3 separate regions of the Mus musculus genome follow, and regions 1 and 3 are each linked to region 2. Evidence: chromatin loops called from intact Hi-C (ENCODE). Cell type or tissue: left cerebral cortex. All regions are shown on one strand. Region 1 has its middle 29 kb from the start of Gm35098. Region 2 holds the start of Man2a1 (mannosidase 2, alpha 1). Region 3 has its middle 76 kb from the start of Fbxl17.

The links. Hi-C counts contacts between places; a loop is a spot of excess contacts. Peaks named below come from ENCODE experiments on the same cell type or tissue, not always from the same donor. Only the 100,000 strongest peaks of a DNase experiment are listed, where the experiment ranks them.
Region 1: a loop joins it to region 2, with 4 times the contacts of the local background. A loop is called at or near these places in 5 of 42 quality-filtered maps.
Region 3: it touches region 2 in a loop (2.7-fold over the local background); 5 of 42 quality-filtered maps call a loop at or near these places.

The regions. Positions count from the first base shown.
Region 1 is chr17:64,495,889-64,503,888 of GRCm38, reverse strand. No RefSeq gene overlaps it. Among named protein-coding and RNA genes, the nearest start is that of Gm35098, 29 kb to the left of the region's middle. In left cerebral cortex, a CTCF peak has its summit at 4,414 (motif pointing left); DNase peaks (open chromatin) are centred at 479 and 4,405; H3K27ac peaks cover 373 bases.
Region 2 is chr17:64,596,028-64,604,027 of GRCm38, reverse strand. Man2a1 (mannosidase 2, alpha 1) reads right to left here and starts at 2,379. Exons shown (of 22, transcript NM_008549.2): 1 at 2,158-2,379. The coding sequence starts at 2,292. In left cerebral cortex, CTCF peaks have their summits at 1,622, 3,923 (motif pointing right) and 6,075 (motif pointing left); DNase peaks (open chromatin) are centred at 1,942, 2,542, 3,404, 3,870 and 3 more places; H3K4me3 peaks cover 3,807 bases; H3K27ac peaks cover 3,227 bases.
Region 3 is chr17:63,572,342-63,580,341 of GRCm38, reverse strand. No RefSeq gene overlaps it. Among named protein-coding and RNA genes, the nearest start is that of Fbxl17, 76 kb to the right of the region's middle. In left cerebral cortex, a CTCF peak has its summit at 4,584 (motif pointing left); a DNase peak (open chromatin) is centred at 4,536.

The sequences.
Region 1 (8,000 bases), 100 kb after region 2:
TGTTTCTCCCTTGATTCTAGGCGGCCCAGAGATTTTCCAAGTTTAATTCCCTTTGTATTTAATCAGCCTTTCCTGGTTCAACCTAGAAAGGCAAGCCCTTTCTAGGCAGAACTCTTGACTTTATCAGAGTCTGGTTCCAGAGGTGATTAAAAGCTATAGCAACCCCAAGATACAACTCTGAGATTCAGTTAGCTGATTTGGTTAGACTGAGCAGCAATTAAGACCGGTGAAAAATGGGATGCCTGTATTCTGGGGCACGGGATCCAGATAATTACCTGTAGCTTCCTGGAGTGAAGGGTTCATTATAGAAAAGCCTTGACAAGACTGTTAACTATGACCATAGGATTTAGAGAGGAAATCAGTAAGAAGGAAAGGACAACAGAGTAGGCTCTCTGCCTCTAAAGAAAAGGTTACGATTTCCAATCCTCAGCTCAAGTTTCAGTGATGGGGAAACTTCCAGGATTGCCCTAAAAATACCTCTCGTAGCCATATGGCTAATGTATAATTTTTCCATCCTGTAGGTTGGATAATTATAACCCAAATGGAATTCACAGACATGCCAGGTCTCTTATGTAAAAGTTAGGGCATTGATTAGGAAAGAGCAAAATTTGAAAGTGAGGACATTTAGGCAGATTCCAATCATTTGGAGAATCATAAACTTTCAAGTCCCACCAATCCTTCTTTTTTCCTTTTTTAAAATTACCCTCCTCTTGCTTAAGACCCTGGCATAGTCATAGTCACGTCTCACTACCGTTTCTGGTGGTTCTGTGGCCCAATAGCTAAAGTTAGAGACCAATAGACCCTGGGGTGTAGGATTTGATCTAGGCAGGCATATAATACATGCACTGAAGAACTGAAAGATTTATTCTATTGTTAGAACCTTGGAAAGCACTTGTGAGGATGCAATGTGATGATTTTAGATTCAACAACAAGAAGCATAAGATGGGCAATGGCCAACTGTAGACCAGACTCAACACTCCATCAGAATGTCTGAGATGACTCTCTAGATGGCTTACTTGACGGGATAACTAAAACCAGGACCCAAGAGTAGCCTTCATTAAATGCAATTGATTTCTAAACAAAACCAAAAAAAAAAAAAAAAAATCAAAAGCCAAAAATATTGGGATGTATCAGTCAGAAGCCATTTGATCATCTGCCCTATCCCCATTATGTCCCCCAAGAGAGGCAAGAGGCCCTGAGAGATGTATTAGTGTCTTTGAAAGTACCAGTGACATTCTTCTGTGGATTAGTGATGGTTGTACAGTATGACACTATTTGGGCATGCTGCAAGGACATCCAGAGGCCTGGTGACAGCACTTGCCACCAGAGATAAGGCAGCCAAGGTTACTGTACTGGATAAGAAGCCCGAGTTTGTGATCTGAAGGTTTTGTCTACACTGATTGCTGTCAGGGACATTTCTTCAATCACAGATCTCCTTTACTATAAAGTTGTAAATGTTTTATAATAATAATTGATTCACCATTTTTTTTCAAGTCTAACGCACAGCTGTCTCCTTTATTAAGAAGCCTTAGCAGAGTTGCAGATCTAATTTGTCTTCACAGGGCCCTTCAAAACCAAGGAGGCTGTGATGTCACAAGGAAGGACACAGGAGATGGCAACAAGACTGGACTTCAAAATCTTGTCCTAGCTTTTCCTCCAAGGAAACATATTTGTTTATCAAAACAGTTCCGTGTGGCAGAAAAATACCTCATCATTGTAGGGTCTCTGAACACTGGTTCTAAAATGCTTAACCCTTGGAGAACCCCACATTTTAGGGTCTACTAGCTGTACTGGGAAATGAGTTGTCAGGAATAGGGGGAACATTGGCAAGGGTGTCTTCCAGAGGACCTAGTGCCTTGTGGTGGTTTTCCCAACTTGCAGAACCCTATGTCAAATCCTTGAGTAGAGCCATATCATAATAGGAACAGCCTTTTTTTTTTTTTGACAAAAGTCACAAATATTCTACAGTCTTGAGGGAGATATTTAGAGATTCCTATGATCACCTAAAACTGAGACATGCCAAGGATGGTAATTCCTATCCCATTTGCAGAAATTTCCCCAGTTTGTCACGTGCAGAAGAAAGATGAGTTTTGAAAAAGAACAATAGATTTTTATAAACTTAATCAGGTCAGGACATCAGTTACAGATACATCTCTGCCTGGGCTGTCTTGTAAGTACCAAGTGCTAATTGATTGTACCGCCGAAGCTCCCAGATACATCTCAATGACTGCAAATCAATTTATTCTGGGCTGTCACCTTTAACACTCTCGATCTGGCAAATGATTTTTTTTTGGGGGGGGCTATACAATTTATAAGGACTACTTACTGTTGTTGTAAATGCTGAATTAAGCCCCTGGGAAAGATGGAGCAGAGAATTATGTGCCGATCTGTGTTGGTTAAGAATAAAACCATGCTTCTGTGATAATTCTTTGAAGAAACCCGTGGAATAGAGTTGGACTCCTGGAGAGGTTGAGTGACTAGACTTGGACTGTCAAGCAGCCACATGTACTGAGCTACCATCTGGACCTGGGGGCCATCTCCTGTCACAGATGTGGCCACAGGCACAGTACTGTATAATCACATTGGAGGAGTAGAGACAAGGCCAAGTCTAAATGGGCCTCAGAAACACATTCAAAATCCATGAGCATTGGGGTCTCCATGGCCCTATACCTTCTGTCTTAGTGCCCCTCCCTGGCCCTGTCCTACAGCCCTGCAGTAAACTAGCTGAGAAAGGAAATCCTTAGACATGACCTAAAGATGACTCTGTCGATGTTCTACCCCAGTACTGAGTGGTGCTGAGTGCCAGCCTTACCTGTGAGAGAGTAAATTAAAGTAGCCAGTGATTTCCACAGGATGGAACCCTCAAAAGGTTAGGGAGCACTCAGAGTTGTCTGTCTGTGGTCTCAGCTTTGAGGGAGGACCTCTCAAGTCTAGGAACTGGGAGACCAACCTATAATACCCTTTTGAAGGGAAAACAAAAAGCAAGCAACAACAATGTGACAGAGATATTATTCTTATTTTAATTATATATAATCAATTTATAGATAAATAATATATAACAATTATATATTCATATTATATTTAAATTAATATGAATATATTATATATTTACATTTATATATTATATTTTATATTATATATTTTATATAATATAAATATTCATAAAATATAATGTAACATGATGTTATATATTATATAATTTATATTGAAATGTATTTATAATTATAATAATATATACTTATAAATTATTGTTTAATGATTTCATGAAATAGTAATTTACTTAGTGATGATTAATAATGTATAATTAACTATAATATTATACAATTATTATTATTTTTATTATTATTATTTCCATATACAGAATTATGTTTTACATTCTAGAACTTAAGATTTCATCACAAATTCACCTTCATGCCTTGTTTCCTGATGGTTCCCCCCCCTTCTCTCTCTCTCTGACTTTTACCCTCTACCCACAAACCACCACAGCTTTTAGCCCATGATGGTTCTCCCAGTAGCTACCACTCCATCTAATAACATAACTTTTATCTCTCTTCAATGTCTTCTTCCTTATTTTTCCTTTCCATCTTGTTCTTTATACCTATTACCTCCTAAACAAGCATCCCTAAGCCCAGATGCTTACAGAGGAGAAGCAAATGGTGTCATAGCCTAATAGCAGACGGTTAACACAGCACATGGTTTTTATGTCCTTATAGCCATGGCAAAACCCATCTCTCTGTTGCTTTCCAAGCATGTTGGCAAATAATCACCAAGACTCACCTTGAGTAGCAAGAATAAAGACAGACAGATGAGAAGCATGACAAACTTTGAACAGGTACCACCGCGCAGCACCTTGAATGGGTGCCAGGAATGAGGGGCTGACAGAGTCAGATGTGACCACAGAAACTGAGACGTTATATTTTTATGTGAACTCTATGAGTCTGAATTTGGTCTCCCATTTGCTAACACGCTGTGCCAATTGGAAATTGCAGGAAGTTACCAGCCAGACAACAGCCTGCAACTCTGGTCTGCGATGCAAGCAATGGATCTTAGTGTGTCTGGGAGTGCTGAACATGCAGCCTCGCAGTGCCTTCTCGTTAATTATTTCTTACTTTTGGTTAAGCTTTTACAAATCTAAAATTGAATGTTATCGGATGCTACAGCTAGCAATGGAGAAAGAGAGCGGCTTCTTTGCTCTCTTTACTCTAGAGCCTGGTCTATCCTTTGCCGGTAGCGGAGACTCAAATACGTTTTGAGTTGTTGAAAGAGAACACATCAAGTGCACGTTAACAGATTAGTTGCACTTTGCTGTGCGATCAGAAGCAAGACTCCACCTAAGGCTAAGGTTAGGGAGTAGGAGACATGGTTTTGATGAAGAGGCTGGGTCCAGAGAGGTATTAAATGCTGCCCTCAGGAGGCGTAACGAGGCATCTCACTGATTTCAGCTATGGAGGTCAACAGAGAGCCCTGAGCCTTCAAGAGTCTTTGTAGCACAGTAAACCCTGTTTATTTGCTATCTGCTGCCCTGAGTCGCTGTGAGGCACAAAGGCTCTGTCTGCCTCTGTAAATACAGTGACATGACTGTCACTTCTCTATGCAACTTGCCAGAAACCTGCTGATTTGTGACCGTCACTTGATACATAGCATTAAATGGATACTCTGAGTGGAACCCTAATATACAAAGAATATTCTGCAGAAAGATATATATATATATATATATATATATATATATATATATATATATCCCTCCTAACTTCACAAGTTTGAAGAATTCTCAGAGTTGTATATGTTTTCAAGGAATAATATCAATAAAGTAGTTAGCTTCCAAGATCAAACCCACAGTGATTGTGTAATCACGCAGGCAGGTGGCCATGGGTCTACTGGTGTACACTACTGCTTTCTGATAAAATGAAGATATGAACTACGTTACATAAAAATGAAAGGCTCGTAGTTTGTTGACTACATACTGAGTCATGCTCCAATTATTTTTAAAGGGAGAACTTGTTAGTATTTTCTGTTAGATTAACATGCCAGACAACATCTGCTTAGTCTTTCTCTTTCTCTCTCTCTATTTAATGAAAATATTTTTTTAAAATTTGCCATATGTTGGATGATACATTTTAAGTCCATAATAATGATAACACTTTATTATGCATATACAAACCTGCTCTAAGTTAGAACAGCATTTAGAATAGGAAAAGCTCAGTGAATAAAACTGTAGTTCCGGAATGTCATTTTGTAGGACTTGGGATCTTATTTCTTTGAGATTGCCAGCACCCTACACTTCCCAACACACATTCTTTATTTTATAACGAGCAATGAAGAAATATTTAGCTGTGCATAGAATCAGGCAATTGTGCCTTACATATGAAGTTAGATAAAAATATTTCATATTCCATACAACCGTAATGCGATCTTACAAATTGTTCCATATAAGCTACAAAGCTTACCATAATTGGCAAATGTTTATAGAATAGTTGCTATGTGTTTGATTGTAGGCATTGGGACTATGTAAATAAGTATACAAAAAGAATCTGTTTGTCCCCAAGACTTAAATTCTAAACTATTATGATGTGAACATTTCCATTCTGCTGGGTTTTATGTGTTAGGTAAATGAAATAATAGATAACAGAATCGACTTATAGTCCCATGTGTTCATACTTATGGATATGATGCCTTTCAAATATACTCTCTGTTATTTTCTATGCCCCCTTAGCATCACATGTTGGCAAATTCTCCTGTCTTGGCGGTACAGATGAAGCAACTGGGTGATCTATTCCCACAGCCACTGTCCTAAGGACAGTTTAATCTCTTCCCGACTTTGGCAAACATGAGTTGTGAAAAATAACTGGAGAGGGTAGTGAAGGAGAGGAGGACAGAGGAAAGAGGATAAAGGAGGAGAGAGGAGAGAGGGGAAAGAAAGGAAACAGGAGAGAGGAAAGGAGGGAGCGGAGAGAGGAGAGGAGAGGAGAGGAGAGGAGAGGAGAGGAGAGGAGAGGAGAGGAGAGGAGAGGAGAGGAGAGGAGAGGAGAGAGAGGAGACAGAAAGGAGAGTATCAAGAGACAGAAGACAGGAGAGAGAGAGGAGGAGAGAGAGGGGAGAGAGGAGATACATAGGAGAGAGGAAAGAGAAAGGAGGGGGAGGAGACAGGAGACAGGAGAGGAGGGGAAGAGAGGAGATGAGGGGAGAGGAGAGGAGAGTGGACAAGAAGGGAGGGGAGAGGAGAGGAGATGAGGGGAAGGGAGAGGAGACAGGAGAGGAGATAAAGGGAGAGGGCATAGGAGAGGAAGCCCTGAATGCAGTCACATACTAGGAATCCCAGGAATAACTGAGGCTGAGGGGTGACAGCAGTCACCGACTGTACTTGATCCTCACTTCTGCTAAGTAATGAGATGACATTTCTCTCCAGTCCTTGGATTCATAAAAGGTTTCCTGAATTTCTTTGACTAGTGGAAGATAAACAGGAATAGCTCTGCTGCCGTGGCTGTGGCTCTTCAGCTGAAATGGATCCTTTCATAGCCAAAGCTCCAGTGTGGTTGAGACCAACAGAGAGTCCCTGACAGCCTATTCTGGAAGTACAGCATAGGCAAGCCACATGCTTGCACTCTGTCAAGCCTTTGCATTTGATGTTCCTTTGCCTACCACATCTCTAACTCTGTGTCTGTTAGTGCAGTCTCGCTTCCTCTACCCTCGGTTATGGATGTCAGGAATTTATCCCGATAGCTGTTTTTACGTTGTTATCATATGATTGCCTGCAATTGTGGCAACTCGAGAACAGGGAGAAAATATAGGCATGAACTTGTTCTGAGGTTGATATTTTTATTTATTTATTTATTTTTGGTCTGGCGATTATAGCAAAAGAATGTTAGGATTTGGCAAGAGGATAATTGAAGCTGTGGGCTGCTAACCCCCAGCTTGCCTGGGAGGGATATATAAATTCGGGGAGACACTGGTGAAAATAAGAAGTAGTGGAGTCCAGGGATGGGCTGTTCTGACAAGGTGGGTGATTACTTACAGATAAAATAATTGAACATTTTATAAAGACATTGTAATTGCAGCATAGGGTTGTGCAATCATAGATTTGCAAAGGTTCTGGGCCTCCAGCAAAACCTCAGGTCACGAGAAGGCACACAATGTGGAAATAAAACCGAGGGAGTCAGTCAGAGGGATGTGTGAGCCAGTAGACCATAGAGCTGAGAGGCCAGCCAGGCCAGCAGAGTCTTCAGAATAATGGCAGGCATATAGAAATGTCGAGGTTAAGAGGGGATGCTGGGCTAATCGCCAAAGCCATCGATTTCCTGATTGGACCATAAACGAGGACTGCGTCTAATTGTCGGGATAATCTGGAGTCAAGACACTTTTCTTTACAAGAGACCACAGGCAGAAGGCAGTGGGTTGGGGCCTTTCTAACCCTGAACTTCACTGAAAATTGTGAAGGAAAGTAGCCACCCGAGAAGGCTGAGGGCACATGGATTTGTAAGAGCCATGACCACGTTTCTGGGGAGATAGAAGTTGAAGATGGAGAGAGGGTTATTTGAGGATTTGGAGGAGGACTGAAAGGCTCTAAATACATGTTTGGTGGATGGGGGGAAAAGGCACAAGGATGGGCCAGAGAAAAGGGCAGAACTTTGTTAGAACGAAAGCTAGAAGGTGGAGCAGGATGAGGAAGATGTCCTTTTTTGATGACCCGTGAAAATGCACATAGGAGGCAGGGAGGAATTTGCAACTTCTCTGGGCTGAGTGGAGACAGCAGCAGATTAGGACCAGGTGTCCTCATTGCCTCTTGAGCCCAATTATGGGATTGGCCAGAAGACTCTCTGTTCAAGCAATGCACACTTCTCTTCTGCAAGCATGAATCGCATACAGTCTTGACATCCGAACCTGTCAGAGGATGCTCCTGGGGAGATCATCTTTGTTTCACGCAGCTTCATAGAGCACACACAGAAAGATGCTGCGATTGTTTTGCACTGGTTGCTGCAAACCAGAGTCTCATGAGAAACCAG
Region 2 (8,000 bases):
ATGGTTTGCATCGTAATAATGTTTGGCTGTAAAAGTAAATTAGAAGACTCTCTGGGAAAGCGTAAATCTGAAGCCCTGAAAAGGACCACATTCATTCTGTCTTCATACTAGAGCTTACTTTTCCGGGGGTGGGGGGGTGGGGGGTGGATCATAAGCTAAGTCACCACCAGCAAGTCTATTTCTGTTCTACACAATTCCGACAACAGGCAGGCTGGAGCCCAGTTCTAGCAAGACAGCTTTGTGACTCTGAGACTATACTCTGAGAGCTGCCTGTTCAAGTCCCAGACTTTGCCTAAGCGACCTTGGGCTCAGGAAGCTCCCAAGCCTCAGTTTCCCACCAACTGAGCAGTAGCTGGGGAGATAGGTTCATCACATGAAGTTAATGGTCAAACACGTGAGACTTACGAAGAGGGCTTATGGAGTTTAGCTACTGGGAGATTCAGTGGCCCACCTATTCTAAACCTTCTCTCTACAATGAAGTCCAGATAAAGCACAGAGGATGCCACTCCCAAGCCCCCCCCACCTCTCTCTCTCTCTCTCTCTCTCTCTCTCTCTCTCTCTCTCTCTCTCTCGGAACAGACAACGCACCACTTCCTAAGGTCACCACCACCGCTCTGCCAAATGCTGTACACTCTAGGCAAACCCTCAACTTCTCAGTGAGCTGGGGGTTCATACGAAAATGGGAGAACCAACTGCCTGAGATGTCTCAGTAACAGAATGAGTCACTCGCTGCTTTAGAAACAGAGGGAAATGTCAAGGTTGCCAGAGAACCCCATGCAGATGTTCGCATAAATCATGTTCAAGCGATCACCCAGCCAAAGCTAGAGGACACTATTAAGACGTCACTGGGCAAGAGGAGTTCCATTTATATATTTCGTGCAAAGAGAAAACTCTGAAAATGGGGTTGGGGGGAGAAAGGTACATTTAACTCCAAAATTAGAGAGCATGTGGGACAAAGCTCAGATCTCCCGGGCCCTGGCTGCCAGTTTACTCCAGCCTTTGCACAAGGCCGGTGCAAACTCCCAAGTTCAAAATTTAAAGGCAGCAGAGAGCATGTGTTATATATTTTCTCTCTGTGCTCTATAGGGGAAGCAGAAGCTGTAAACATTTGGAAACATCTGTCTGTGGCCAGCTTTTTATTTCCACACTTCTAAAAGAAAAAAATACTTCTAGTGCTGTGTACTAATGACAGAATCCGCAAGTCCTCGTTCCGATTTCATTAAATTCCCACCAAGCCATTGACCCTGGCATATCAGAAGAAATGGCAAGGGCTATTTCCAGTCATTTAAACTGTCATATTAAAAGAAAAAAAAAGGCAAAACATCAGCCTTATTCGGGTAGGTTGTAGATTGCTCTGGTCAACTAGTTGTTAGCTTGTCAACACTTGGATTCTTCGGATTTCTCCACACATCTGCTTCTACTAAAATGTATGTGTGTCAACAGAGAAAAGCCGTAAAGGCCACTCTCAATTGCTACGTGGTCACCTCCCACACAGAACCTATTGCATCCATTTCTTGTTATTTGCTAGTAACTTTTCCTGAAAGACTTCGGGTGGGTCGTTTGTTCAACTCCTCTGCCAGCTGGACCACCCCGCAGAGAACTGAGCGCCGCACAGCTTCCAGTGAGAGAATAACAGGCGCTTCCCCACTCTGCTCCAAACCAACCCGAGGTAACAGCTGAAGCATGACGACACTAAAATCAACCCTACTATCCATATCTCAAAGGGCTGCAACAGGAAATAAACTTTTTTATCTCTTAAGAGACAGTGAAAGGGAAAGGGGTCAGAAACAGAAATCTGCCTAGGTGGGCTGTGTTTAATCAATTTCCGCGCCTCGGTGCGTTCAGGGATCTGGGCGGCCTCTGGCAGCTTTAACCCTGAGCTAGCTTAGGGGCGACACTCACACCGGTTCCCCACCAGCAGGTGGCCGAGCCCACTTCCACAGGCCCGGGTGCAAATGTGGGAATATGTCCTCTTTTGCCCGGTGCCAAGGCTGCCACCGCATGACGCCCAGCACTTTGCAAACTCAGCGGTCCGAAACCTCAGCAAGCCGGATGAGGCTCTGCCGGTCGTCGGGTGCGGCCTCACCCTGCCCCGGTGCCGAGAAGTGCGAGCCCCGGGACCAGCCCTCCAGCTTGCGCCCGCCACCAGGTGCTTACCTGCGGAAAGGAGCCCTCCTGGCGCGGGCCCCGAGGGTAGTCCAAGTGACCCCTGTCCAGCATCAGGTAGAGTGAGAAGATTACGACGCAGAAGATCGCGCTGCCAAACACGGTGAACTGGCGACTTAACTTCATTTTCCTCGATGGACTCGGGGCCAGGACGCGGTCCTCACCCGAAGGAGGCAGAAGACTGAGGACTCCAGCCGGCGATCGCCGAGGGCTCCCTGCTCCCGGCCGCACACCCTTCGCGCGCTACGGCGCGGGTCCCGGCTGCGCTCCGCACCTCGTCTCCGGAGCCACCACGCGCCCTCGGCCTACGCCCTGGCCCGCTGCCCTCCCCAAGGCCGGCCGTCCCTGCAAGGCAGACTCCTGGAGAGCAAGGCAAAGGTCCCCACAAACTTGCTTTCCTGCAGGATAGCGCTACCCGGTAGGGCGGTCGGAGCAGTCAGAGGAGAGGTCTCTGCCCGACTTCCTGCCACGGGCCGGCACGACTGAGTCGGCAGGAAAAGTTTTCTCGACAAGGGCAGGCGTGTCCTCCGCGCCCAGAGAACGCGCGGGTTCCGCGGCTCCGGGGCCGAGTGTGCGGCGCTGGGAGCAAGGAGCGCGCGGAAGAAGGAACTGGACCTGGAGGCGCCGTGCCCCACAACTTAGCGCCGGGACACCCAGGCCCACCCCCGCCACACCGCCCCCGCGTGCCCGCCGAAGAACCCCTTCCTGCCGCGGCTACTGCGGGGGCCCGACCCGGGTGCACCCTGTGCGCCGGAGCGCTGCAATCCAGGACTTTCCTCGGCGTGTGCGTCCGATCCCCGGCCTCTCCCGGCCCCCGCCGCCCCTACCTTCCCCCTCGCGGGCCCGGGCTGCACGCGGAGGGCGCAGGGGGCGGGCAGCGCCGGGAGGAGGCAAGCCGAGGGAGGAGGAGAGGACCGTCCCCGGAGAGGAGCCCGCTCCAGCTGCAGCCGTGGAGCACCCCCTCCTTCCCGCCCCGAGAACGCGGAGATGGCGGCGGCAGCCGCGAAAGGAAGAGCCGGTTCCCCAGCGCCACTCGGCGCTCCTGTACCGCCCGCCACGAGCCGGAGGAGACGGCGGCGGCGGCAGCGGCGGCGGCGCAGCGGCCGTTGGGTCAATAGGCGCCCGCAGCCCTGGAGCTGGGCAGCCGGCTGGCCCCGCCCCCTCCCGACGCGCCGGGATGAGGGGGCGGGCCCCCTGGCGCCCAATCACAGCGCGCCGCCCGCCAGGCCCGCCCAGCGCCTGCCTCACTGGGCCCTGACAGTAGGAAGACCTCAAGAGGCTTCAGTGACAAGGGAGGCGGCTTTGCAGGAATTGAGGCCAGCAGAGAGGTGCCTCCAGGGCTCCAGCAGCCTAAGGTCCAGAGCGACAGTGGTTCATTCCCCAGATTCCATCCTCTTGTCGCGTCTTCTATCCTGGAACGCCCAGATCAGCCTGCCTTGGAAGGGTCTGTGCAGGGCTGGAAGGGGAGGTAGACAAGAAATCTGAGGAGCCTAAAAAGGACTCATCTTTTCCTCTTGCTTTTGGCGACATCCTGGTGAAACCAGGGGAAAAGGGAGGCTGACAAAGCCTCTTGTAGGCAGATGTAGACATCTGGCGACAAAATCTAGTAAGAGGGGGATCTAAGAAATGCCTGTACCCACTATTGAATTATGGTCTCAAGCTCCAAATTCGCCCTTTTCCACTACTCTGTGAAAATGAATCTGGGCCTTTTAAGGAGGTTTCTCTTCACCCTTCTGGGACACTGTGTCAGTAGAGGGTGCTGAAGAGACATTACAGGAAATAAAGGAACTTGCTTCCTGGTTCTAGTACATCTGATAAGCAGTTTCTCCTAGCATTCCTGACTTTTTCAAGTACAGAGCTCCCCCCTGGCCAACAGTTCTGTAATGGTGTTGGTCGTGGATACTTTCCTGGCACCCTGTTAACAATGTATAGCAAGTTCGGGAACAGTATCAGAGTGATGCCTGCTCTTCAATTAACCATACTGCTGTCTCCATAAGGTCTGTCTCTTAGCCCTTGACTGGATGGGAAACCCATCTTTTGGGGGCCCTTTATCAGTCCAAGAGGTAACTATAAGCCCTGCTCTCCACAGTTGCTGTCTATAGTCTTTCTGGTTTTCTTCTTGCTAGGAAATTCTTGGTTATTTAACTCCCTATTAAAGTTAAGAATTAGTTTTACTAAGCCCTCCGTGTCCAGGAAGTAGTCCCAAGAGAGACCCATAAAGACGGATTTAAAGGTCAGATCGGTTGACTTTCGCCTCAAGCTCCTTGCCAACGGAAAATAGAATGATAATTTGGGTCATGAAGAGCATCACAGTTAATTAAGCCATCACCTGTGGTTGATTCTGATGACGTGCCAATGGAGCGAGTACATGGGGACTAGGTGACATCAACGAAAGTGACTAAATAACAATGGTGGTGGTAGGCATTGGAGTGCTTGCGAATGCTTATAAGAAAAATGGCAAGTCCCTGTCTATCAGCTATCCTTAAGGTATGAGGATCAAAGCGATTCCTCTTGTAGCAAGGAGAATTCTATAACTGAAGATCAAATGTTCTACTTTGGTTTTAGAGCCACTGAACTTATTGTTACTATTGAATTCTCAGACATGGCAAGGTTTTTTGTTTTTGTTTTTGTTTTTGTTTTTCCTTCCTCTAAAAAGTTGATGGGTTAACTTGTGATTGATAAAATCCTAAAATTTGGAATGAGTTAGCCAAGGCTAGGACTAGCAGTTCTGTTCTCTGTGACCCATCCCATCCCCAGCACAGACTTGTACAGTCAGACTAAGTCTCCCTTGCCAAGCGAAGCAGGGTGTCATTCTGTGGCTAAGCAGACCAGGTTTCCTTTGCTTAAAACCCTTGTCGTTTTGGACTGGAGAGATGGCTTAGTGGTTAAGGACACTGGCTGTTTGTCTAGAACAGTGGTTCACAATCTATGGTCTCCACCCCTTTGAAGGCTCCCTTTCACAAGAGTCACCTAAGAGTCTCAGGAAACACGGATATTTTACATTATGATTCATAACAGTAATAAAATTATAGTTATGAAGTAGCAGCAAAAAAAAAATGTGTCTAGGAGTCACCACAACATGAGGAACTGAATTAAAGGGTGGAGGTTTTAGGAAGGTTGAGAACCACTGGTCTAAAGAAAGGACCTGGGTCCTGTACCCACATACAGTCAGCTCAGTAGGCCATCCCTCAGTCTCAGAGGATTCTAGTACCTTCTGGTCTCTTTGAACACTAGTACCGCATGTTGTACCCAGACTTACATGCAAGTAAAACATCACTATAAGCCGGGCGGTGGCACACGCCTTTACTCCCAGCACTTGGGAGGCAGAGGCAGGTGGATTTCTGAGTTCGAGGCCAGCCTGGTCTACAAAATGAGTTCCAGGACAGCCAGGGATACACAGAGAAACCCTGTCTCAAAAAAAAAAAAATTGTCATCTTTCAGGTTTGGGGGTTGTATGCATTTTTTTTTCCTAAAATACTCATCTGTTCAAGAAAGTCTACCAAAAGTGATTGTCTTTATCTGGGCAAATTCCTTGACACAGAATTCACATCTTTCCTAAAACCACCACAACCAACTACCTGAGAATATGATCCCATTGGACTGTGTGTTCTTGTGGAATAAAATGAAGCAATGATTCATATAACAAAATAATTACAATTGTGTCTAATATATGTCAGCAAAAAATCTGGGAACAATGCTTCGAAATGGTTTCTAAAGATATGAGGCCATGAAATAAAGACTGTAACACAATGTAGCAAACATGTATTCCTACTCTGGGCTGGAAGGATGCCTCAATGTTTAAGAGCACTTGTTGCTCCCACAGAAGGCTTGGGTTCCCAGCACCAATCTGACAACCTGGGACACTGACTCCAGCGCCAGAGGACCTGACGCCCTCCCGTGGCCTCCTGGGGTACTGTATGCATATGATGCACAGCTATACCTGCAAGCAAATGCACTGATGTGCAGAAAATGAAAGTCGATCTACTTTTAAATGTGTTTCTACTCTCAAGCATTCAGCTCCCGCAACCCGAGGTGACTTGACTGGTGGATAGTGTATGAGACGGAGATGCCAGAGCGTCATGGCATGGAGTGGAAAAGGAAATTTAACAACTTAGAGGAAAACAAATACTGTTACTAGATTTATCACATGTAGCTTGCAAGCCCATGCCCCAGCTGTGCTCCATGCAGTGACACAGAAGATATTACCATTATTGAAGTTTTGAGACGGATGGGGGTGGGGGGTGGAGGTACTCTGTGGATTCTCCCATGGGCCAGGCATGGCCCTAGATAATGGTTCAGCTGACCTCCCTGATTTTCATGGAGATGACAGGAGTCCAGAATAGCAGAGTCCAAGCAGTGTTTAAGCAATAGACAGAGTAGACTCATTTGTCTTTAGAGTAGCAACCTACCCGGGCCCACGAGAGATGTCCTCAGAAAACAGCATATAGGCAGCTAAAATAGGATGTCACTTATTTCCAACAGGCAGGGTTCTAGATCAGTTAGCTAAACTCTGACTTTAGTTGCCACAGTAGAGAGGCATAGACTTTCAGTCAGCTCTCAGACCTAAGTCAGCCCACAGACCTGGAATGATTTGGTTGCCCTCTCAGGAAAGACCTTGTGCCGCAGCCACAATACACAAACAAAAGGGCATATCACTATGCAGGAGGAGGGCTTGTTTATTTGGTGTAGGGAGTGTACACTGACAAACTTCAAAGGAAGTTGTAAACTCGGAGCCCTAATCTAATCTAATTGGTGTCCTTAAAAGAGAGAAACATACTATACTATAACATACATGATGCACACCATAGCCATCTGATGACATGATTTTTTTTTTTTTTTTTTTTTTTTTTTTTGGTTTTTTGTGACAGGGTTTCTCTGTGTAGCCCTGGCTGTCCTGGAACTCACTTTGCAGACCAGGCTGCCTTCGAACTCAGAAATCCACCTGTCTCTGCCTCCCAAGTGCTGGAATTAAAGGCGTGCGCCACCACTGGCCAGCTGATGACGTGATTTTAAGCAGTGAGAGACACGACAGCTCGGCTGGCACTTTGATTTTAGACCGCTGGCCTCAGGACTCTGAGAAAATAAATTTAGGTTATTTGTGGCATCCTATCTCACTGTAACAGCCTTGGTATGTGTGGACTGGTACAGAAAGCAGCCACCCAGCTAGCACATACTATATAACAAAATCATACAAATCAAAGGAAAAACAACAATTTTAAATAAGTAAGGGACCTAAATAAATATTTTCCATAGAAGACATATAAATAGCCAACAGCAATATTAAAAAAAAGAGTGTTCAACAACATTAATTATCAGAGACTTACACATTAAAATCACGATAGATATCACTTCATACTTGTTATGATGGTTTTGGAAAGGAGTAAAATACTGTTATTGAGGGGATGGCATAAAGGGGGCCCTTGTAAACTGTTGGAGGGCTTACAAACTGCCACATTAAGAGAAACAATTCCTAGTACAGTTTTAGATAGAAATCGGTACCGTTTATGGAAAACACTAGGAAAATTCCCTGCATACCGGAAAATAGAACTGCCCTATGACCCAGCAATACCACTGTGTGTGAGTATGTATAACTGTGTGTGTGAGTGTGTGACAGTGTGTGTGTGAATATATAAGTGTGTGTATGTGTGTGTTAATGAGTGTGTGTGTGAGAGAGAGTGTGTGTGTTTACAATCTATAACCTACAAGCAGCTTCTCTTTTCTAGAAAATTGATTTATATCCTATCACTTGTGATTTATTCCACTAAGGCCTTTTACTATGGTATCTTGGGAGTCATGTTGCAATGACATCGGAGAGCAAGCAGTATCTAGTGAGA
Region 3 (8,000 bases), 1.0 Mb after region 2:
GTCTCTGGTCTTATGTGGAGGTCTTTGATCCACTTAGAGTTGAGCTTTGTACAAGGAGATAAGAATGTATCAATTTGCATTCTTCTACATGATAACCGCCAGTTGTGACAGCATTATTTGTTGAAAATTCTTCCTTTTCCCACTGGATGGTTTTAGCTCCCTTGTCAAAGATCAACTGACCATAGGTGTGTGGATTCATTTCTGGTAGACCTAACTCTTGGGAGCATTCTTTTCCCAGAAGTTCTAGCAGAAAGTTTTATACTGATGTTCATAGCTGTAATTCACTAGCCAGCTTTGAACTGTAGCTAGAATCATAGATCATGGTAGTTTTTGTCAATTTGACACAAACCTAGATGTACATGAGAAAAGGGAATCTTGAGAAAATGCCATCACAAAATTGACCTGTTGGCAAGCCTTCTGATTATTTTATTAATTAATGGTTGATGCAGAAGGGCTCAGCTCACTGTGGGCGGAGCCACCCCTAGGCAGATAACCTTGAGTTATATAAGAAAGCACACTGAGAAAGCCATGGGAAGCAAGACGGTGCTCCCCTAGGGCGTCTGCTTCTGTTCTTGTCATCAGGTTCCTGACTTGTGTTTCTAGACTGACTTCCTTCTATTGTAGCCTGTAATGTAGAAGTATAACATGAAATAAACCTTTTATCTAGCACCAAGTTGCTTTTGGTCATGGTGTTTTAAACAGTGATAGATACCCTAACTAAGAGAAAGACATGCATGACTCCCAACTGTTGTGTACCAACCATCAACATCAGAACATAATTCAACCTCTTGCTCCTGCCACATACCCTAAACATAGATATAAATGAACCAGTGGTGGAGGATGGTTCCCTGAAGAGGTGTACTTGATATCATTATAGGGGAACGGATGCTAAGCAGAAATGAACTACAGATGTCCATTATATCCACCTTGTTATGCTAGAAAAATGTACTGTGATCTTGTCATATAACTGAGAAGGTTTTAGTTTCTGCATCAAAAAGCTTCCCTATGATGAATTACCCTGTGTTAAGTCAAGGCAAGAAATAGTCTGCGGTATTTGAATAAGAGTGGTCTCCATAGGAACATATGTTTGAATACTTGGTTCCCAGTTGATAGAACTGTTTGGGAAAGATTAGGAGGTGTGACCTTGTTGGAGTAAACTCTAGCATACCTGTTGCCTCCCTGTTGCCATGATCCCGACATAGTGATCATGGACTCATACTCTGAAACTCTGAACTCCTCATATAGGCTTTCTTCTATAAGTTGCTTTGGTCATGGTATCTTATCACACAAGTGGAAAAGTAACTAAGACATCACTAAAGACAATTAGTGAGGATCTCATTGAAAAGGTACAAGACACACATGCATCAGATTTGTACCTGTGGAAATAAACCGAAGCAATACTACTGTTATAGGCAGCAATTCCTTAACATGTCACTGGTTTTATGGCGATAAAACATGAAGGAGCTTCATTACTCTCCTGCACAATTTATGCTAACTTGACCTGATTTGTCATGATACATGGGCTTTCCTTCATTAAAAGTTTTAGCCATTCGGAGCTAGGTATGTTACTTAATTGGTACAGTATTTGCCTGCCATACACAGAGCCCTGACTTCCATTCCCAGCACCACATAAAACTGGGCAAGGTGGTATGTCTGTAATCAAGCACTCAAGTTTGAGGCCAGCCTAGGCTACAAGACCTCTGAAGCCTAAGGAAAGGGAAGGAGTAGGCCACCAAGTTCAGACAGTTCTGAAGATTTCACCAAGTAAGTGAGAAGTTAGAGCCACTGAAGCCCTATGATGAAGACATCCAGCTTCCAAGCCTAGCCCAGGAATATTTGTCAAGTAATTTGAATACGCTCAGCATAGTGCTTAGGACATTATAGAATAACAGATTAAAGTTATTATTTTATAAGTATGAACAAAATAATCATAATCATTTTTTCAATAAAAGTTAAGGTATTGGGCATTTAGAAAACTGAGAGGAGTACTCAGTAAGATTCTATGAAAAATTAAGTCCTTTATTATTCTTCCAAGAAAATATGTAATATAATTCAGCTTGGAATTGTTTTTCTTAGTACCAAGGAAAAAAATTAAGAAATTATTCGAATATCCTTTATAATAGAATATTTTATTAAAACTTTAATTAGTGAATTCATGCACTGTGGTTATAACTATATCCATGCAAATGGAAAGAGTATTTAATGAATTTCTTTTAACTTAGTAGAATTTCTCGGACTTTTTCTTTGCACATGTGCATGCAGGATGCAGTCCACTCACAAGGCGAGGACCGGCTGGTAGCAGTACCAGGAACTGAACTGCAGCTGAGATGCAGCCTGAGTGAGTGGATCTCAAGTCTTCATTTACTCTCACCTTGCACTCTCCAGCCTGCAGCTTCTATGCCTGAGAGCTGTTTGCAGGACGAAGTATCATCCGGGATTACTAATGCAGATACTCTTCTGACATCCGTGACAAGCTCTTTCAGTGACTTACAGAAGTTCTCAATAAAATTACCTTCATTTAAGAATTAATTTCAATGATCTCTTATGGGATAATTTGATGCTGATCCCACTTTTAATTATGTAAGTGCTAGAGATATCAGGCTGCTATAATTTATATGATCACTGGTAAATTTAGGGAGAACTTTTTATTAAGTTTTTTTTATGGTTGGGGGGTTTTCCTCACACCTCATAGCCTCTTGTTTTAATTATTATCACACACACACACACACACACACACCTCCGAGTCTAGTGTATATTTATATGTTTAGGAATAACAGGACTAGATAATCTATCAGGGACCTCATTCTTAGTCAAGAACAATTCCTCTCTTCTCAGCAGCCTTTGCCATGGCTCTATCTGTGGGAGGGACTTGTGGAATTTCTTGGGGGTGTTTTTGTTTTGTTTTTGAAGATTTATTTTATGTATGTGAGTACACTATAGCTGTCTTCAGACACACCAGAAGAGGGCATCTGATCCATTACAGATGGTTGTGAGCCACCATGTGGTTGCTGGGAATTGAACTCAGGACCTCTGGAAGAGCAGACTGTGCTCTTAACCCTTGGGGGGGTGGTTTTTAAAATCAAATATATGCTTAGGAAATAATAAATAAAAAAGGAAGGAAGAAAGGAAAAGAAAAAGGGAAAAGGAAAGAAAAAAAGAAAAGTAAGAAATGAAAAGAACAAAATAAAAATTAAAAAAAACGTAGAAAATGATGCCAGTACTGACAATTACTACTATCTCTCAACAGAGTTTGAGCTTCTGTGTTCTATTTGCTACATGCTATATCAAAACGGATGAAATGGACATATAAATTGACTGAAGTTTGCTCTGTTCTTTCATTCAATCAACAAACTCATTATTGAGCACCTAGTATGTGGCATATGTTGGGCATTTTTATAGATTAAGGAAGACAGAAAAAAAAAGCCCCATCTTTTCATGGAATTTATATTGTGTTTGGTTAAGACACACGAGAACGCATCAGATATTTTCTTTATTTTAATATGGGGGGAATAAAGACACAATGAAGAGAAGGGGGTAGTGATCAGGGAAGAACTCTCTGAAAAATGATAGCTGAAAGACTTGAATGGGTAAGCGAGCCACACAACCCTAGAGGTGCTGGGAAGCGAAGATCCTGACACAGAAAAGACATAATTGCATTCAAGGAAGAAAGAGCAGCGTTACAACAAAGTGACAGAAGATGCTGAGAGGGGCGGGAAGGGCAGATGGTTCAGAGGCATCGAAGGCCTCTGGTTTACTCCAGGTGTGAGGAGAAGCGGGATGTTGGGACCAGAGAATGCCATGATAAGCAGAGCGCCGAGGACTGGCTCCGCAGCAGTGGTTCTCAACCTGTGGGTCCCGGCTCCTCACAAGGGTCGAACATTGGATATTTACATTATGATTCATCACGTCAACAAAATCACAGTTAGGAAGTAGCAACGAAATAATGTTATGGTTGGGGGTCGCCACACCATGACGATTGCAGTTAATAAGGGTTGAGTGTTAGCGTCTGCGTGATTGCAATCTTGACTCTTCACTGCCCAAGGTTTAAAATATGAAAAATAAAAATCATTTCTGTGCAAGTGGTATGTGAAGAACAAAACACACACACACACACACACAAATCAGCTTTCTAACCAGAGTGTTACAAACTTAACTCAAAATAAAATACCTGTTTCAGGAGGGTGGGGTAAAAGATTGTGGGAGGAGGTGACCAGAAGAAGGGCAACGGGCAGTATGTAAAGTGAATAAGTAAAATAAGATATATACATATATATATGCATATATCAATAAATTTTGTTATATAAAAACAGGGTATATATATTGCTTTATATATATAAAATAATTAAACCCTCTTTCTATTATGGTTGTTGGGGAACTGCCTATGCAAGCTGTCAACTCACAAAGGTTCTTTGTGGATGGTACATTAGAGTATAACAGCTCAGAATATTCTGGAACATGTCTCCCACCTTTCCTCCTGTCTCCTCCTGTTGACAGCCTGACTCCTGGGTGCTGTTAGAAAGCAAAGCAGAGCTGAGCCACAAGCACCCAGCATCTCTTCCACAGGAAAATGCTGCCATCTGGAGGCTTCTAGAATAAACAGATAAAATTCAGTAATTAAACAAAGTGGAACCAGGGCCCCAGACCCACATCTGTTCATTTCTATATACAACATCTTTTCTCTGGAGAAAAATTATACAGTCATTAACTTAAAAGAAATGAGAAGGCATCCGACCACTTTCATCTTTTTGCTTTGGCAGGCCTGCTGTATTAAACGGAACCCCGGGCAGTTGGTTTTACAAACCTTATTATTTTGTGATCTGCCCATTCATTACCAGTGTAAAGTGGATGTCACTTTTCCACTACTGCTGTGCCATGTCTCAGTCCCCTTTGCGATGGCAAATCTCCATTTCCTCCATGAAAACTGACCAATTCAATTTCTTTGTTCAATTTTGATTAATTATATTTTTCTAAGTAAATCAATTCTTTCATCATTTCAAATATATTTTCATAGTTATATGTAATATTCTATAAAATTTTACTCTTTTATTTGCCTATAGCTATGTATACTTTTTAATCTTTCATGCCATCTTCTTACTTCCCTTTTGTGTAGAATTTGCTGTTTGATGCTGCGCAGTTAGGATTGAATTCAGCGTGCCTCACACCACTGGGATACACATCCAGTTCTATCATGGGGTTTTGAATGGCAGAAGGACGGATATAGAGTGCACGCTACTCTGGGAGACAACATTGTCAGCTTTTGTATTGACAGACACAAGACTTGGGTGTACTCTTTAGAGGTCAACTTTAACATCTCAAATTAGCAGTGACATAAAGACAGGATCGCTGAAATGTCAATGATTAAAAATCTTTTGTAAAGAGCTATGTTTTTTGAGGCAGCTGAACAAAATCGAAGAGCAAATTACAGATGCCAAATTGGGAAAAAAATATATTTTGTACAGTTTAGAGAAAGTATAATATAAAATGGACATCGAATTAAAATAATGATCAAATTGGCTACAATAGAAAGAAAAACTATGAAACAAAGGTACCATAGCCAGGAAAGATATTTCCTAGAAATATGATAATCATAGACTAATTCCCTTAATATATGTGCTAGTTAGACTGCTTCAACTTGACAGAAATTAAAGCCACCCAGGAATCAGATTGGCTTGTAGACTTCTTCCTTGGTTGTCGATGGGTGTGGGAGGTGCCCAGCAGACTACAGTCAGTACCATCCTGGAGTAGCTGGTCTTGAATAAGAACATAAGATGAGCAAGCCATGGAGAACAGGCCAGTTAGCTGTGGTCCTCCATCCTCCACAGCGTCTGTAAGTCTCTGCCTCCAGGTGCCTGCCGAGTCCCTGTTGACGTTCCTTGGTGGTGGACTGTAACTATAAGCCCAATAAACCCTTCCCCTCCCCAAGATGTTTTGATCAGTGTTTTATCACAGCAAAAGAACATGAACTAGGACCCACCTGAAACATTTACTCTGTGAAAGATTGTGTTATGATTATAGGACGGAGAAGAATACATGAACCTCACACGGGGACAAGCACTTTTATTCTGAATACAAATCTCAAAAGTTAAGGAGTAGGAAGAGATAAGGAGAAGGAAGGAGAAAAAGTAAATATACAATTAAAAATGTATAATGAAATGAAGAGTTGCTTACCAAGAACGAGGTAAGACCAGCAAGCAAGCAGAGTGAGAGACTGTTAGCACTGTTGGCCGTTACAGAAACGCAAAGTAAAGCCCTAGTGTGCTCACCACAAGATTGCTAGAACAGCTGTGGGAAAGAATAATGGCAGCCCTCAGTGGTCCCAGCACAAGGAGACGACACACCATGCATGTATTCCTGGGAAGAGTGCAAAAGGATACAACAACTTCAAGAAATAACTTGGCAGTTTCTTCAAACACCAAACATGTATCTGCCTTATAACCCACCTGTCACACTTTAGGGCATTTGTCCCAAAGATACTTATACAAAAACCTAGATAGAATATTCACAGCAATTTTACTTTCATCACCAAACACAAAAGGCAATCTAATGTCCTTCAACAGATGAACCATACACCAATGTACTACCAGTAAGCAATAAAAAAGAATAAACTTCTACAACGCTCAGCCAAGGTGGATCACAAGGTAATCACACTTAGTTGAAAGCCAGCCTCAAATGGCTAAATACTGTACAACCACATTCACATACCGTTCTTAAAAATGACACAGTCATAGAGATGTAGAGCAGACTGATGTTTCTAGGTGACAGGGACAAGGCAGATGTAAAACAAACTCAGCCAAAGAAATAAAGTAGTTTATACAAATCCACACATGGGACGAAGTCACATAGAGTTTTACATGTAGGTGGATGAAAATTATACAAACTATGCAGCTTGCTATTATTGGAGAAAGTGGACGCATGTGTACTGGATCCTGAGTATTCCTTAACTTCCTTTAAGTCGACAGGTTAGACATTTTAGGTTAATGAGAAAACACGTTATGGCCTTCAAATAGAGATTTAGATCTTCTTGATGTCTTAGTCAGGGTTACTATTGTTGTGATCAGGCACCACAATCAAAGCAACTTGGGAAGGAAAGTGTTTATTTGGCTTCTTTCAGGTCCACACCACTGTTTATCACAGAAGGAAGACAGGATAGGGACTCAAGCAGGACAGGAACCTGAAGGCAGGAGCTGACACAGGGGCCATGGAGGGGTGCTGATCACTGGCTTGCTCCTCATGGCTTATTCAGCCTGCTTTCTTATAGAACCCAGGACCACTAGCCCAAGGCTGGCACCAGCCACCATGGGCTGAACCCTATCCCATCAATCACTAATTAAGAAATGCCCTACACCCAGATCCTATGCAGGCATTTTCTTAACTGAGGCTCCCTCCTTTTAGATAACTGCAGCCTGTGCCAAGCTGACACAGAACCATCCAGCATAATTGACCCTTTGGTCAACTTGACACACGTGTACATCATCATTAAGCCACAACCCTTCTTTCCTTTACTTCTTCAAGATCACACATTAATATAAACATCCCAAAAATTTTAAAACTTACAGTCCTTAAAAATACAAATACTTAAAAAACGGCAAAGTCTTTTAAAATTCAAAGTCTCTCAACTGTGGGATCATGTAAAATAAAATTAATTAAATGCTTTCTTACTTCCAAGGGGGATAAGCAGAGCACAGTCACAATCTAAATAAAACAAAAACCTTACTCCGACATTATGGATATCGCAACATCTAATGTCTGGGATTTACTCACCATTCTACAAATGGCTTGGGTCACTTCTCTGGCTCTGCTCTCTGAACCATGCAGAACAAGTTGCTGTTCATCACAGAATGAAGTCAAGACAGAAACTCAAGCAGGACAGAAACCTGAAGGCAGGAGCTGATACAGGGGCTGTAGAGGGGTGCTGCTCAATGCACATGGAGGAGGCTCCAGCTGACTCCACTCTACTATGACTACTCTTCTTGCTGGTCATCCCATGAAACTGACATCTC